Linked DNA regions of Mus musculus: region 2 is linked to region 1. The links are chromatin loops, found by intact Hi-C in ENCODE. Cell type or tissue: heart. All regions are shown on one strand.

The links. Peaks named below come from ENCODE experiments on the same cell type or tissue, not always from the same donor. Only the 100,000 strongest peaks of a DNase experiment are listed, where the experiment ranks them.
Region 2: a loop joins it to region 1, with 3 times the contacts of the local background. A loop is called at or near these places in 3 of 42 quality-filtered maps.

Annotation. Positions count from the first base shown.
Region 1 is chr1:172,496,409-172,504,408 of GRCm38, reverse strand. Igsf9 (immunoglobulin superfamily, member 9) reads right to left here. Exons shown (of 21, transcript NM_001145800.1): 18 at 7,769-7,811; 19 at 6,663-7,523; 20 at 6,285-6,412; 21 at 5,532-6,052. The coding sequence ends at 5,871. Tagln2 (transgelin 2) reads right to left here and starts at 4,163. Exons shown (of 5, transcript NM_178598.2): 1 at 4,077-4,163. In heart, CTCF peaks have their summits at 3,347 (motif pointing right), 4,322 and 4,537; DNase peaks (open chromatin) are centred at 1,738, 2,508, 3,518, 4,178 and 6 weaker places; H3K4me3 peaks cover 4,704 bases; H3K27ac peaks cover 4,477 bases; H3K27me3 peaks cover 397 bases.
Region 2 is chr1:172,201,877-172,209,876 of GRCm38, reverse strand. Pea15a (phosphoprotein enriched in astrocytes 15A) reads left to right here and starts at 3,073. Exons shown (of 4, transcript NM_011063.3): 1 at 3,073-3,280. It overlaps Gm17224 (a long non-coding RNA gene), which reads right to left and starts at 2,894. Exons shown (of 5, transcript XR_865735.3): 1 at 623-2,894; 2 at 13-247. In heart, no CTCF peak of the experiment used is centred here; DNase peaks (open chromatin) are centred at 3,126, 5,636, 6,086, 6,526 and 3 weaker places; H3K4me3 peaks cover 4,598 bases; H3K27ac peaks cover 5,922 bases.

The DNA of each region.
Region 1 (8,000 bases):
TCTCCCACCGAAGGTGCCCATATAGTGATTCCCAAACATGGGAGATACATCATCTTACACAGTTGAAAAGGCAGGGTGTGCATGCATTTGCAGACGGCGTGATTAGCTGTCTCAGCCAGGTGGGCCCAGTACTGTCACGAGAGTTCTCATTCTCAGTAAGTGAAAGGGGAAGGCAGCATGGGAGAAGTGAAGACAGGGTGGGTGTCAAGCAGGGTCACAAACCAAGCAATGGAGATGAGGCCAGAAAAGAAAAGGAAATGGACCCTCCCCTAGCTCCTCAGTCCCAGTGAGTATGCCCCACCCCACCCCCCATCCCCCCGCCCCCCCCACCCCATCCCCACCCCCCCACCCCACCCCCGCCAGCATCTCCCGCTGAGTTTCTAAACTATCAGAGCATCCAGTGTGTGGCTAAGTTTATAGTTTGTTACAGCAGAAAGGGGAAATTAACCCAGAGCCTTGGATGTGATATTCAAGGAAACCTGGGAAGGGAAAGAAGTGTGGCAAAGTGCATAGCTAGGTTCCTTAAGGACCCTGGTTAGGAAGGGCTGCTGGCTTCTGACCACAGGCCTGAGTTTGCAGGCATTTCACTGTGGGCAGCCTGCCCCACCCACTGTTTTACTGACAGGTGCCACACCCAGGAATCCAGAGAGGGAGTGCAGGAGTAGCTTCTGCTGTCCAGAGGAACCAGGGACAGAGGAGGGACATTGTCCTTCATTAGCTAATCCCTGCTACTGTTTAGGGGTCCTTTTCTCTAGTCAGAAATAGAGCCAGCTGTCTCCGACTGCTCATAAAATGGTATCCACAGGACAAGCGCCTCCATTCAGAGAGAGGAAGGGAGCCCACATCTGGCATCAGGCCAGGTCAGTCTTAAGGGATGAAGTCATTCTGGCTCCCTCTCTCATGCACCCCAGGTTAAACGCTCCCACCACCCCCTCAATGGGCTCTGGTGCTCCGCCAAAGAAGCCAGGCTAATAAGTCCATTGCTAATAATGTCATACGTCTGGGCAGAGGTTGTGTGGTGGGTCACTCCCTTCCCCCACCCTCCAACATGGCTGCTCCTTTCTAACTCTGGGTTTATCCAGCTGCATATTTCCGGCAGGATCTTTCCCCATAAATTAGTTATTTTTAAGTTCATTAGGAGACGTCCCCCCCAGCCAGACCAGATAAATGTCAGGCTCGGTCCCGACCCACACCGCACCGCAGGCCACACACGCACTCAGCTTGATGAATGCAGGTAGTGGAGTGGCTGAGACCTGGGCAGAAAGGGGAGCCAGCACGCTCGCCCTCAATAGACCAGCCGCAGCTACTCAGCTCTCAGGCTGTGTGTGTGTGTGTGGGGGGGGGGGGCGTGTTGTAACCTCTGACTACAAAGGAATGGCCAGAAAACAGGAAAAGAAAAGGAGGGGGCTAGAGGCCACTATCACACGCAAGCCTGCGCAATTTCTAGACCTCTCTTCTGGAAACAGCTTTCCTCTTGCTGCCTGGGGCTGTTTCCAAGGAGCTGGTGTGCCTGGAGCGCTCAGGCACAGGTAAAGAAAGGGCAAGAAAATGATTAACCAGAGACCAGGGTTGAGAGGAAGAAGAGAGTCCAGAGACGGACCTTTCCAGTATCTCCCAGCTCTGGAGACTGGACACAGCTGGCAGGGCTGTTCATTTCCAGCTGCAGTGTCTCCATTCCACTCAGAGGCCATGACCCTAGAATCCCAAAGTGGCAGAGCCACGGGACGGGATTCTCAGACTAAGCTCTCCCAACCAACCCTGCCTGGACAGCAGCTGTCTCTCTCCCTACCCACCCCTCAGGCAGGCAGGCAGGCGACTGATGGCTTGTGGCTGCTGCAGCTGGAGAGACCTACCCCTGGTTACACCCAGGAGACCCGCCCCAGCCCTCCCTCAGTGAAAGAGAAAATGGCAAGTCTCCTTCTGGGGTGGGCTAAAGAGATGTGTTCAGCTGGAACACAGGTGTGGGAGATGCTTAGAACTGGGTATCCCAAGTGAAGACAACTGGATAGCTTGCCTGGGGGGTGCCAGTGACGAACTCTACTGCTGACTGTAGCCCTAGGAACCATCCTCAACCAGGCCCACAAGGTTACAACAATAACTGGGAAAGGAGGAGTCATAAAAGGTCTTCCAACCCAGTGCTCCACCCAAACCATGGATGGATGGCAGTTTACCTCACCCCATTCACTGTCAACGCTGAAGGCAAGGGAGACAAGCTGGAGGGTTGGACTCTAGGTTTCATGACTACGTGTTGGGAAGACAATGGGACTCTCCTCTCCCTGGGCATGTGGAATGTAGGGAACTTCCCAACTTCTGAAACAGAAACGCCACGTGGGTAGGCAGAAGGCCAGTGGGGGGCACTGTGGTAAGGGGACGCCTTAGGGAAGACCCTCCCCCACCAGGGGCCAGTCCCCTAACCACCTAGATAGAGTCCAGAGCAGAAGAGAAAGCTAAGCTCCACAAACAGGAAGCCACAAGGGCTGCTCAGGAGAAGAGGAGGGGGTGGAGGCCGTTGCCATGGCGTCTGTGTACCAAACATGGGAATGGAGGCAGGGTGGGGGCCCCCCCGGGGCAGGAACACCCACTCCACACAGACTTGGGTGGAGGCTCTAGGCGAAGGGGCAAAAGCGATCCCAGCAATTCTCAGGGTATAGCCAGACTGGGGAAGCAGGGAACGGGGAAGGGGCAGCTCTGGAGGACCTGGAGGGCATATGCAGTTTGTGGGTAGAGAATCAAAGAAGACATACCCTGGGTAGGAAAGACTTTTTTTTTTTTTTTTTTTTTTTTTTTTTTGCTTAAAAAGCCCACACCTGGCAATCTCGAAGGACAAAGCCATGGGGTGAACACTGACTAGGGGCCAATCCCCTGGGGACCAGCATAGACACCAAGGGTGTGCAAGGGGATCGCAAGGACAAAGATTATTTGCGGCTTTGGAACGTTAACACCTTGCTCACCCCTCCTTACCTTGGCCCAAAGCCTGAGGTGTACCCTGAGCTACAGGGAAGAGAAAATGGGAGAAGCTTAGAGATGAGCTATCCCTGACTACTGCTCTAGGGAACAAGGAGACCCGTCCAGCCACTGGTCTCCTACACCGCACCTCCACTTGCCATCACCGCTGCTTTTGCTCCACAGATACCACGTATCCCAGAACCTCTCGGATAGGAACACAGGTAGGCCTGCAGAGCCCAAAAAGGAGGTAATCTACTTCCGGTCCAGCCCCTTCGGCCGTCCCCCCCACCCCCACGGCCACACCCTGCCTGGGCCGTTAATGTGGATGAGTCACCCACCGCCCTCCCGCCACTGGGGTGACGCAGGTCTGGGCAGCCCGCCCGCCCGCCCGCGGCCACCACCGGCTTTCCCAGCAGCAGGGGGCACGGGAGGGGGCAGCGGGTCTCAGGCTAGGGTAAGAGAGTTTGGATAGCAGCCAACCCCTACAGACAGGGCACATCCGAGTGCAGTCAGGGCTGCAGCCCGGAGATGTCCGAGGTCAAAGGCGCTCCAGGAGAAGAAGGGGGTTTCACAGAAGACCAGGCTACTGTGCAAATAACTCCCGGAGACCTGTGACCCCGAGTACCCGGACAAACGAACTAGCAGGAGGGGGGCAAAAGGGCGGTCTCGGGGTCACAGAAGGCAGGCAGTACCCACACGTGCTCCTGGACCAGGAAGTGAAAGGGGCGCGCGGTAAATTCATGGACCGGAGCGCGCGCCAGAACCTAGTTCTTGCGGCCACTCAGCAGCCTGCGGACGTCCGACGCCCTCCTTCCTTCTCCCCCCAAAGAGAACTCAACGCTGGAGCAAACGGCTGGGGCTTGGGACCAGACCTCTTGGGTCGGGACGGACGCCCCGTCTTGTGCACCCGTAAAACTTGCCTTGCTTAACTGCTGAACAATGCAGAGAAGGCTTGGGAACCGGACCTGACAGCACGGGGCGGGGCACCCAGTTGGGACCCCAGCGTCCGCCAGTCTTCAACCCCCACGCTCCCAGAAGCAAGTCTCAAGTGTTGGCTTCTTGCTTTCTACAGACCACACACATAATCCCCAACTCCCACCCCGCTGCCTTGGTCCCTCAGTCCTGCTCACCGTCCAAGAGGGCTGGATGAGAGCGCACGCACGACAGGGGCTGCAGCGGCGAGTGGAGCTCAAGACCCGGCCGGGCTTGGAGTTTTCTGGGGGGTCCCGCCTCAGACGGGGCGGACCAGGGGCGGGGCAAGGGCCAAGAGGGTTTAAAGGCGCCGCCGCGTGGAATGCTGGAGCGCTTAAGATAGGTGGTCAGTAGGCAGGAATGAGCCGTAAAGGACCTGCGGAGTCCTTGGCGCCGCTGCAAAAGGTCTCCGCCCAGGGGATCCTCAACCTGCATTCACCAGCCATAGACTTGTATCCTAATAGGAAACTTTCTGCCTAGACTAGCTAGCTCAGGATCGCAGGCCTGTTTCTATGAGAAGCCTACTATTACAAAAAGGCCGGCCTTTTGTAAATTCAGGTCCAGGAAGCGCCTTCCTACAGGATAGAGTAAGGAGTAATAGGTCTGGTGCTTACAGGCTGGGACAGCACCCCCACGTGGTTCTGCTTGCCATTTAACTTCAAGCCCGGGCAAAAAAAAAAAAAGAACAGTGAGGTCACTCCTTGCCCGGGGCCTTGAGGGTGTGGTAGGGCTTGGGACCTGGGATTCAGACCCAGTTCTCTCTCTCCCTTCCATCTCCCATTTAATAAATTGACATTTCTTCTTAGATCTTGGAGGGTTGGAGGCGGGGGCTTAGTGGAGGAAGTTGGCAGGCACTTTTCTACCCCTTAAGAGTGAAGAGCAATAGTTGAGGGGTGTCCAGAACACCTACTTTTTCAGGCTGTAGTTAGCGGAGTTCCCCATTTAAAACCCACCAGTGTTTTTCTTTCTTCACGTTATGGAGTCCCCCGTTGAGCCTGATATTTAAAAGAACAGCAGCCAGTTCCACCCTGACCTTTGACTTCTCTATTCCCCAAAGTCCCGCTCAGACCCACAGAATGTCAAGTTTCAGTCCCCTGTGCCTTTAGGGTGTTCCTCTGCCCGAAAGTGGGTTTCCTTCACTGCCCCGTCACCTGCTCTGCCTGTTACCTGCTTGTGTGGCTTCTGGTCAATTACAAAAGCACCTTTGGCTTTAGTTGCCGTGCCCAGTCTACAAAATAAACTCCGGGCGGTGGACGGGACATGGAAAGAACTCTGAGCAGTCTCCTGTGAGTGTCCCAGGAATCCCCACATGTTTTAAGTATTTACTAAATATTGACTCAAACTGAACTCTTTGTGCCAATGTGATAACCAGCTTACAGCTTTATCACAGTGCGTAGTTGGCCTCAGTGACTAGCGAGAACTCCCCAAGGACAAAGGCATTATCCCAGTGATTTCTCTATTTTCTCATGGCTTCTGGCCTAACAGCAGATCTCTACTAGGCACTCAACAACTTTTTTCTTGAATGACTGTTGAATGTGTCCCATTCAGAACCCTCTCTGTACATATCCAGGGACTTCCTCATCTCTCTTAAACACAAAGAGAGGTGACAGAGAAACGGTTTCCAGACATTTATTATTCACCTGTTTTTTAAAAAAAAGAAACCTGCACCCACACCATAAACACCACTTTCGAACGCGCGCTTGCGCGCGCGCACGCACACACACACACACACACACACACACACACACACACACACACACACACACACATTCCTGTTCAGCTCCCAGACTAATTAAAGAGTCAGTACATCCAACTCTATACCAAGCTCACTCAAGCCTACCACCAGGCCACCGAGACACAGAGAGGTAGGGGCAGTGCCCCAGCTTGGAGCCAAAGTCTTGGACTCCTTTGCAAATCCATATAAGCCTTTCTTAGTTTCACACTAAGCGGGCTCATAGCAGAGTAGCCTGTTCAGGGTAAGAGATGGACTGCTGATAGGCTGGTAGCCGGGCCCTGGTAGCATCCCTGCGTCTGCGGAAAGCTAGGAATTCCTCCCGAAGGGCAGCACAGCGGGCCTCGGGGCCGGCAGCATGGGTTGGGTTCAGGAGACAGCTCTCCTCTGGAGTCTTGACACCTTCAAGGGGAAGACAGGACTGTGTGAGAAGAGATGCCGTGACTCACTGGCTGAAGGGCTGAGTCCTGAGGCTCCAAAAGGCCTTTGCGTGCAGCACAGGGAGCCTAGGGAACAAGAGATGCTGCAGGGCAGGGAGCCTGAGACTCAGGAATTGCCTGGGAAACAAACAGACCAGCTCAGAGCATGGGAGAGCGGGTGTGGGAGAGCACAGCCAGCTTAGAGGGCCACATACCTAACTCTGGCTCAAGTTCAGGATGGGTCCGAGAACTGGCCAAGCCTGGGTGCCAGGTCTCTAGCAGCTCCATGTCCCCTGGGAATTCCGAATCCCATTCATAGTTCTCATCCACAGAGGTGTTCCTCCTGTTATAAAGGACAGGTGGGAAGCGTGGGCAGAGGAGTAGCCGGTAACCAGAAAAGTGTGAACGGAGGTTCCTCTAAAGCAGATTGCACTTCCTGGACCTCAGCAGAACTTCCAAGATAAGGGGTCTTCTGGTCTCAGGGTGGGAGTGGACAATGGAAGGGGAAGAGTATGGGGGTGGGGATATCGGTGATCTGGAATGACAGGGCAGGGTGGAGGGCCTGGGCAAGAACGAGTGGATACTGCCTTTACCTTTTGCTGACTGTCACCACATGCTCCCTGCGGGGCCACCTTTCTGGGCCACTGGCCCAGCTGCTTGTGTCTCCTGGAGCTGGACTGAGGTAGCTTCCCCCTGCGGAGGGGGCTGTGGAGGGAGGGCGCAGGAAGGAGGCGCTGCCCCTCCCACTGCTCTGGCTGGTGAGGCTACCACGAGGGGCAGCAGAAAGAAGGCCCGGCAAGACCCGCTCCCTCAGAGTCCAATCAGCCAAAGCTGTGTAAGGGGGCTCTGAGGAGACCCCGACCCCCATCAGTGTCCCAGGAAGCACTGCCCTGAGATTTGCAGGAGGTGAGTCTGGTGGTGGAAGGAAAGATGAGGTGGGACAGGGCTGACTATCCATGAAATCTGGAGGCGGAGCAGGCGTGGGCTCCTCAAGAGGTGGCCAGTCCCCGTCCACATTCATCTCTCGGAAGAAGGGTAGGCTCAGATACTGGAGCAGGGGTCCTGGACCTGGTAGGGGGCTAGGCACGGCTGCAAGAGGCTGCCCCACAGGGCTGATGTCTGTAATGCAGAGGGGTTGTGGGACCCCACTGGGGCTGCTACTGCTACAGTCAAAGGACTGAGCCAAGCGTTTAGCTGAGGTCCGAGGTTCTGAGCGCTCCAGACATAACTTTTCTTGTGAGGGGGCCACAGTGGGTCCCATCACAAAGCGCCCATCTGGGCCCCTGCAAATGGGCTCTAATGGTAAGGGTCCCCGGCCAAGTGGAGAATCCGGGTGAGGGCTAGGCGGTCGAGCAGGCTCCCCCCAGAGCAGACTCTGGCGTAGGCTGGGAACTGGGGAGCCTTGGAGCTTGAACTTGGTCACGCTGTCAGGGCTGCCTGAGCCAGGAGCAGAGCTGAAGAAGGACAGAAGATTGGGGTCTGGCTTTGCGAGGCTTGTCGCACAACAGGGCAGAGCTAGGGAGAGCAAGCAAGGGCAGGCAGGGCCAGGTGGTGGGTGTGGAAGAGGAATGGTGTAGCACTAGTCCTGGGGCCAACACACTCCTATTCCCACTTCCCTTGAATTTCCAATTTCTTCTGAAGGTAAACATGGGAAGCGGTGGGAAGACAGGAGTTAGCCACAAAAGGTAAAGGGACTTACTGTGAGCCTGACTTCCCACGTGGAGAGAAGATCAGAGGCGGATCTGTAAGGACGGGGGAGCAGCAAGTGATCTGGGTAAAGAGCCTCCGGAGCCCCGGGGGAATGTAACCCTCAGCCCCATTCCCAACTAACAGGAAAGGGTATGCGGGGCCAGGTACCACAATGGAAGGAAGGATGCTGCCCAGGACCATGCAAAAGGGACAGACAGCCGGTGAGTGGCCAACCCTTCAAG
Region 2 (8,000 bases), 290 kb after region 1:
ATGAAGTCTCACCCTTATAGGAGGAGGGAGGTGACCGTTGAAGAGGAGATTTAACTGTGGGTGCTGTGCCTTGTTAGGAGTGAGTTAGAGGGCTGATGAGCAGGGTTGGGGGCTCTCTCCCCAGGCAGTATCCACCCCGAGTCAACAAGCCTTTTCTGAACACATGGCATTTGTGCACTGCTGCTGTTGGGCTCTGGAAGAACAGAGTGTGCCAGGCCTGTCCCTGCTCTTGAGCTGACTCGTCTGCCTGAAAAGTCAAGACAAGCGAAGAATAACCTAGCAGTGTGTGATTGATTCCCAGCCGCTCTTTATTGGAGCATCAGGACTGAGTCCACTGTCCTTAGTGAGGTCTCCCCAGACTCTGATGGTCCTGCAGTCTCGTCCAGTGCTCCCACTGCCCGCCCTGAGGACCTCATTCTTGAACTTAGTGCACTGTTACCGATCTTTACACAGCTGCTGAACTGAGTCCTGAGGACAGGTACCCAGACTTTCTCTCTATTTTCATAAGGCCTGGGACATAAAGAACTGTCCTATATCTGTTTAAGAAAGGATGAAAAAAAAAAAAAACCAAGCTAGAAGAGAGGGAGGATGGGCTTGGGAGTCTGTTTGAGGTGATGCACACCTTTAATCCCAACACTCCGGAGGCAGAGCAGGCAGATCTCTCTGAATTGGAAGCCAACCCTGTCTACAGATCGACTTCCAGGACACCAGGGCTATACAGAGGAAACCTGTCTTAGAGAATAAACAAACAACAAAAAACACATCAACAACAAAACAACAACAAGAAGATGGGCTCGGTGACTTCCACAATGGAAACAAACCTTCTCCAGACCTTCAATTGAAGAATGGGCTTTGAATGGAGGCAAAGGAATTAGGACAGGGACATCCCAGTCAAAGCAAACAAAAACAAAGAAACAAACCTCAAAAGCATTAGCAAGGTGTGTTAGTCCCACCAGAGGTCTGAAAAGTAAAGAGAAATTCAAGTTGTGGCCACGAGGTTGGGTAAGCATAATGGGGTTGTTCTGTAGAGATGTCTGAACTGAATCCTATGAACTGGGGAAAGACAAAATTTCATCTGGTAGCAAAAGCCAGGATAGACTTAGGGAGGAGGGGTCATGTAAAAGCAGAGGCAAGGAACCCCGTTTCAGAAACTGTTTTGATCAGAGTAAGTTTGGGAGGATCTGGCCTGTGTAGTGGTTGTCGTAATGAGAGGGCATTGCTATTGGAACCAAGAGTATCCCCTAGACTTAGATCTATTGGGCTTCTATAAAAAGGACTCGTGCGCACCCGTACTCCGCAGGACAGGCTCAGGTGGGAGTAAACATATACAAGATGGGAGCATGAAAGGACCAAACTCCCGAATAAGCTTCTAAATAAGGAAACATCCTTTGTTGTTGTTTATGGATAGGGTATCACTATGTAGCCGAAGATGGGAATAATCCTGCCTCAACATTCTAAGTCTTACGGTGGTATATCACCATATTATGCATGCTACTAGTTTTTGTTAAGGCAGAGCAAAGTTATTGGATGTCTAAGTATAGAAAAATGAGTCCTAAGATTAGAAAAGTTGTCACTCTCCACAGTCAAATCCAGGAAGTATTCTTAGGGAAAGCGACAGAAGTATATAAAGCAGAAACCAGATATCTAATCGACCTAATCACATGTAATGGATAACTAATAGGTAATTGGGTATTAGGTTACATCATAAAAATATTATGGGATTCACTTCATATAGATCAAAAGATACTAGACTACATGTCTTTGATTTTTTTTTTTTGCACCTATCTGGTACCAGTCCCTAAAAACTTTATTATTCCTGATTCTCAGAAGAACCCTATGAAGTGAGACTGGTATCCTCAACTTTATGGACTTAATTTGTCTATGGAAACAGAATAAGTATAAAGTCCACATTCTCTGTGTTTTGCTCTGCCTCATTTGTCTCATGTAAATGTGGTATGTCTATGCAAAAGTGTACAGTCACTCTGTGTCTCAAAGATGGGTCAACATGATAGATTCCGACCCTACAGCGACTCAGAAACAAAAGCAACTTCTGAGGGTATATTAGTTACCCTCAAAGGAGCAATGGGCAGCCATGTGGGGGGTGGGGGTGGGGCTGGGGGTAAGAGGAGCAAAGAGAAGAACTATATATGAAACCTAAGGCACAGGACCAGGACCTGCTCCTCCCAGAAGAAGGGGCTCATCTTAGGCTTCTGGAAGGGTCTCTGATCAGCTGGACCTGAAGGCAAAATGGGGTGTTCCTGGTGGTGTGCAAACATTGAAGCCGTTCTCAGGGTCAGGCACTTGCAGAGCTGAGCTGACGCCCCTCATGGAGGTAGGGTGAAAATCGGATGCTTCTCCAATTCTCCCTCCTCCCTCCTCCCTCTTTCAGCCCGGCTGAGTGAGCCTCTGGAGGAGGAAAGTCCCTGAGGTGTAGGGGAAGTGAGAATTATCACACTGGGCCTAGGCAGAAGGACAGAGCTAGGAGACAGCTAAGTGTGGCTTTGTTGTCTATATTTGCATGCTGAGCTCATGGCTTTTTTCCTCCAGAAAATAAAATTACATCATAGTGTGTGGGGGTGTGGGGGTGCGTGTGTGGGGGTATATTTGGGAAAGGCAGGAGGTGCTCAGGGGTCCAGCTGCTATTATACACAAGAGCTCATGGCCCCGGGCCAAGTAAAAGAGATTTCCCTGTTGCTGCCTGCCCCTGTCCCATTTTTATTCCTAGCGTGGATAAACTTGACCGTTTCCTACTGAGTCTCTGATCTATAAGGCTAGGAAATAGGATTTCTAAATACCAAAGCGAAGTAGCTAAGAGAACCCAGAGGCCATAGGTCTTCCAAATCCCCCAATCCAAATTGATCTGCCTTCCAGGGGTCCTGGCCATCGTGACCAACCAAAGGTCAGAGGGCAGGAAAGTGACCCATTAGGAAAAAAACGAGGATCTTCTCACAGTTTAAGGGGAAGAGTCCATATTCCATCCCAGTCCTGCCCCCATCCTAGGAGCCTTCCAGAACCCCAGTCCCCAGTCCCTGTCCCCTCCTGCTTCCCCTCCCCCTTTCCTCCCCGCTCCCCGCCCCCCGCCCCTCCCCGGCTCTGACATCACCGGCCAGTCGGGTGGGGTGAGGCGGTGCTGGGCTCAAGCTCTGCTCCACGGGCGGAAGAGGCGGCGGCGGCAGGATCGGCGGCAGCGGTGGCAGGAGCCAAGGAGCAGGCTCCAGACGCTGCTTAGGAACCGGGGACCCGGGAGTGCCCGCACCCTGAGCTCTCAGCTCCGGAGGCGGTGAGAGGGGCAGAGGGAAGATGTGTCGTGGGGAGGAGGTAGATTGGGGATCTGGGTTTGGAGGGTCACGATCCCGGACGCAGGGGACAAATAGGGGAGCTTGAGGATTCAGACAGGTCCACGGTGTCAGGCTCCATGGGGTCCTTCTCTGTCCATGCATCCAGAGACTGGAGAGTGTCACAGGCAGCGTGGCTTCATCCGCCCATTCCGTGCTGAACAGCAGTTTGGGAGTCCGACGGGGCCTGGGGATTAGGATGTAGCCTGCTTCCCGCCCAGCCGGCCGAGCCAGGCCAGCTCCCGCCCCTCCCTCCTCGCTTTAGCTTCGGACTCGCCTCTGCAGGCGTCCAGGCTCAGCTCAGCCCTGCTTCAGTTCCTCCGGCAGCAGGCAACTGGTCTGGGTACTCTCACACCCAGTTTACTGCATCTGAGGAGAGTGGGATTGGTGGAAGCTTGCCCAGAGGAAAGGGGCTGGGGATACATAGGAATGATGTAGCCAATATAAAGACACTAATTTTTAAAACAATCCTTGTCAAAACCGACAGGGACAGAAACACACCTTTAAGAAAAAAAAAAAGACAGCCAACCACACAGTGACACACACCCATGTGACTTACACACATCCTCTCATACAAACCAAATCACAACACCCCTGCACTAGGCATCCACCCACCCACCACAACCCGTTTGTTACCTCCCATGTGGAGTCTCCTTGACCAGCATCAGTCTTAACACGAATGTTCAGTAGTGGGTGGAAAGGACCACTGTCCACAAACACACCCAGATTTTACAGTTTTAGTGGGCAATACCTCAAGGACTGGTGAGCCTGTGCTCTTACCTGGGTGAGGGGCTTCTTGTGACCTTTGTTGCTGACTGCCAGTTTAGAGCATAGGGTACCTGGGAGTGGCTAGAGCCTGGACATCAATATGGCCAAAGGATGGAGGAAGGAGTAGAAGCCAGGGAGAGGGTGAAAAGAATGAGTCAGCCAAGGATGGAACCCAAGTCAGGGGGAGAGAGAATGAGAGGAATGTGTGAGAAGACAGGGAGAGCTGACCAGAGAGCCACAGAGAAAAGGAAAGAGGTGGCCAGAGGCACAGGAAGGGTGCTGGAGAGGACGAGAATCTCAAGTTAGGGAGCCTTGTTTCTCTAGGTTCCTGTGTTTGGCCCCCCAGGCTGTATATTGTTTCTCTAGGTTGTGCGTCTGGCCCCCCCAGGCTGTAGGAGCGATTAGCGTTAATTGCTCTTCCCTTTGCGGTTAAACACTCTCGTGGGGAGACCGCCAGCAAGCTCTAGGCTGCCAGCTTCCCTGGCCGCCTACTACTTGTGTGACACCTGTGCTCGGCAGGTGTACATACGCTGTCATACATAAGGGCACAGAGCCACACTGTAACACACCACACACACACACACACACACACACACACACACACACACACACACACACACACACACACACACACACACACACACCTTCATGTACACTGTCAAGATGGCCATCTCCGCCGGCTGGTCAGTAGCCACCCAGTATGCATCAGTCCCTCCCAAGCCGCTGCTCTCTCTTTCCATCCGGAAGGCTCATCCCTTCCTTATGGTAGCTCTGGGTACTTAGGTGGGAACACAGAGTCTTACCAAGTTCAAATGTATCCATGGCTACCGCCAAATGGAGTGAGCAGGAAGAGCTGGGAGGCCTCAGTGCCCAGTAAAAGAATAAAAGGGGGGTGGGAATTAGCTCAATGGTAGAGTGCTTGCCTGTCAAGCCCAAGGCCCTGGGTTTTGGTCCTCCCAGGTGGGAGAGGGGTGGGAGACAAAATTACAAAAAAGAAACCCCCCCAAAAAAAGAGTAACTGAAAGAGGCAGAAAAATAAACTAAAGATGACTAGGGAGAGAGAAACTAAACCAGGAAGGGGAAAGCTGGGAAAGCTAGCTAGTCACACAGGGCTCATCCCCGCTCATAACCAGCAAGCCCCGCTCTGCCCTGCCTAATCCCAGGCCAGTTAGCTCTGGCTGCCTCCATCTTGGGCATGGCCCTCCCCCTTCTCAGAGGCAACCTGTTTTTCCGTTTTTTTAGATGTACATTTTGGAGCCCTGCTCCTAGGCTGACCTTGGAAACCGTAAAACTTTCTTCATTGTTACAGGAAGAAAGGAGAGTGTCTGCTGAGCTACCCAAAGCTAGATTAAAAGGTTGGGGGAAGAAGTCGGTTAAGATACTGAAAGAAATACACTGCTGGGGCTTTGGATTTGAGGCCCTGATAGCACTGAAATTCCAATAGCTCCAGCCTGCTCCCGGCCTGCCCTTCCCACCTGTTTCCTTGATTACTTCCTCCAGTTCCCGACTTGAGACAAGGCTGACTGAAGTGAGTGCCTAGGAATTGGCCTCCTGCTCCTTAGAGGGACCCTCTAGTCTCTGCATCTGTAATAGGATCGCTCCTCCCCGCAGCCTTTGGCAGCTGTAGAAGATGTGGAGGAAGGGGTGACATCTAATCCTTGGGCTTCCCTTTTACATTTCCTATCTGGAACCAAGTGCTCTGGAAAAGGGGATAATCTACCAGAGTTTGACACTACCATTAGTGTCAAAATGCTCAGAAATTATTCTGCTGCTGCCGCCACCTCCACCACAGGTGGTTCTCTTTTGCTAGGCTGCTCTGAGCACACGCAGGGCTAGCTAGCATCTGCTTCCTGACCCTCACCTAAAGCATTCTCGGTGGTCAAGGCTATGCCTAGAGCCGGCTTAGGAGGGCAGGCAGGGAGGGAGGGAGGTGTGAGGAAGCAGTGAACACAACACAGAGTGAGATGGGAGGGAAGGGGACTAACTTCCTGGCAGCCTCAGCTCAGGCTCTCAGTTCCTGCCCTGATATCCTGTCCCAAGAATGGCCTCAGCCCAGTGCTCCAGAGATGGGAAGTTTTCAGAGCCAGGAGAGGAGACTTCTCCTTAGGCCCTTACAAATCCTAAATCTTTGGGGAGGGTGAGAAAGGCAAGCTCTGCCAAGCCCCACTATAACCAGACTGACCGGCCAGGGACCATAGCAGCTGATGAGTGAAACCTGAAAGTCATGCAGAAGAGATTCTGTGCCCTAAAAAGTATTCCCTAACTTTTCTGCCCTTGCCTCTTTCACAGCTGGCTGTAGGCAAATGGTAGCTCCGACTCCTTCACTGTTCCCTCAAGGACCCCCTCCTCCCCCCATCCCCATTCTTTCTGGCCCTTAGCACTTCTCACACTTCCCATGGCAGGGTCATTGTTCTGATGACTGGGGGGTGGGGCACCCTGAACTGAGGTTGCTATGGTAACAGCTGAGTGGAGCCTTCAGCCTTGTGGAATCTGTGCTTGGTCCCTTGGTCCACCCCCCCCCACATACACACACACACACACACACACACACACTGAATTCCTCATGTGCAGCCTTTCCCAAGGCCAACTCTCTTTTGTCATACTGGAGGCTCCCCTCACCCCTCTGGATGTGAGTCTATGTAAGTGGTCTTGCATACTCTTAACTGGCTCAAATACAAACATACAACTCACATAAGTTGGCAGCTAGTGCTGCACTGATCTCCACTACCAGAACATCCAAACACACCTACAGTATCTTCCACACACCCCTTCTCACTCAGCAACATTCAAGTTTGTGCATCCCCGAGTGCAAACACCATCTCTTCCTGAGCCACCTTGTACACCTCTGCCCACATTTCTCTTTAGGGCCTGCTTGTATGTTTTACTCTTGGAAAGCTCCTACCTACTGCCCCCAACCTTTGTGGGTGTGTGTGTTACACACATTAATCCCTTCCCGCCTACCACCCCAGTAGATCTGTGTTTTAGATCCAGAGCCCTAAATCTTAACTCCTCCCCAGAGATTCACACACGGCGCTACACACTTTCCTCCCACAGCAGCTCTGGTATTTACAAACTCTTCTTCCCTGTGACATCAAGGCAGTGTGACCCCCTTTCCAATGAGGGTTTGGCCCAAGTGCTTCATTTGAGGCAGGGTCTTCCTGTCTCCATCCTATGCTACTTTTCCAGCCCCCTCCAGCCCCTCCCCCAAGTCCCCTTTTCTGCCCTAGGATTATCAGTGGAGGCGGGGCTGGGCTCCGGAGCCTGCTGCTGTGACCTAGATTTCCAGGCAGAGATGGTTCCTGGTGCTGACAGTCAGAGAGCATTGTCCCTGGCCCTGCCTGGCAGGACCACCGCTGGGCCCTTCTGTCTGGTGGCACCTGGGTGTGCAAGTAGAAATGCTTCCTGCCGATTCTTCTGGGGGTCGTGCTGGCCCCGCTGTCTGGCTTATTGTTTGCGTGTGTCACGGTGCCTGCCAACAAGGATGGTTTGTTTATTCTGGTCAAAGTAGGGGGCTAGGAATAAGGACGTCTGGGTCCACGCTTACTGTGCAATGCCCATGGCTCTGCCTCAGTTCCTCTCCAACAGAGGCTAGAATCAAGGCAAACAGGTTTGACAAGCTGGCTCCTTTGATCTGCCAGCTTCAGCTCAGGTTGGGTGGTGCATGGGCAGGGTGGTCAGGTAGAAAGGCCAGTCACTTCTTGCCCACCTTTTTGCCTAGTCACAGAACGTTTATGATGCATACTGTTTTGGTGTTTTAATTTTCAGACTATAAAAAAAATACATACTCATTGCAGAAAACTGGCCCTTATGTGAAACAAGGTTTTGCCTGGTAGTCCAGACTGACCTTAAACTTGCAGCAATCTTCCTGCCTCAGACTCCTGAGTACTGAAATTGTAG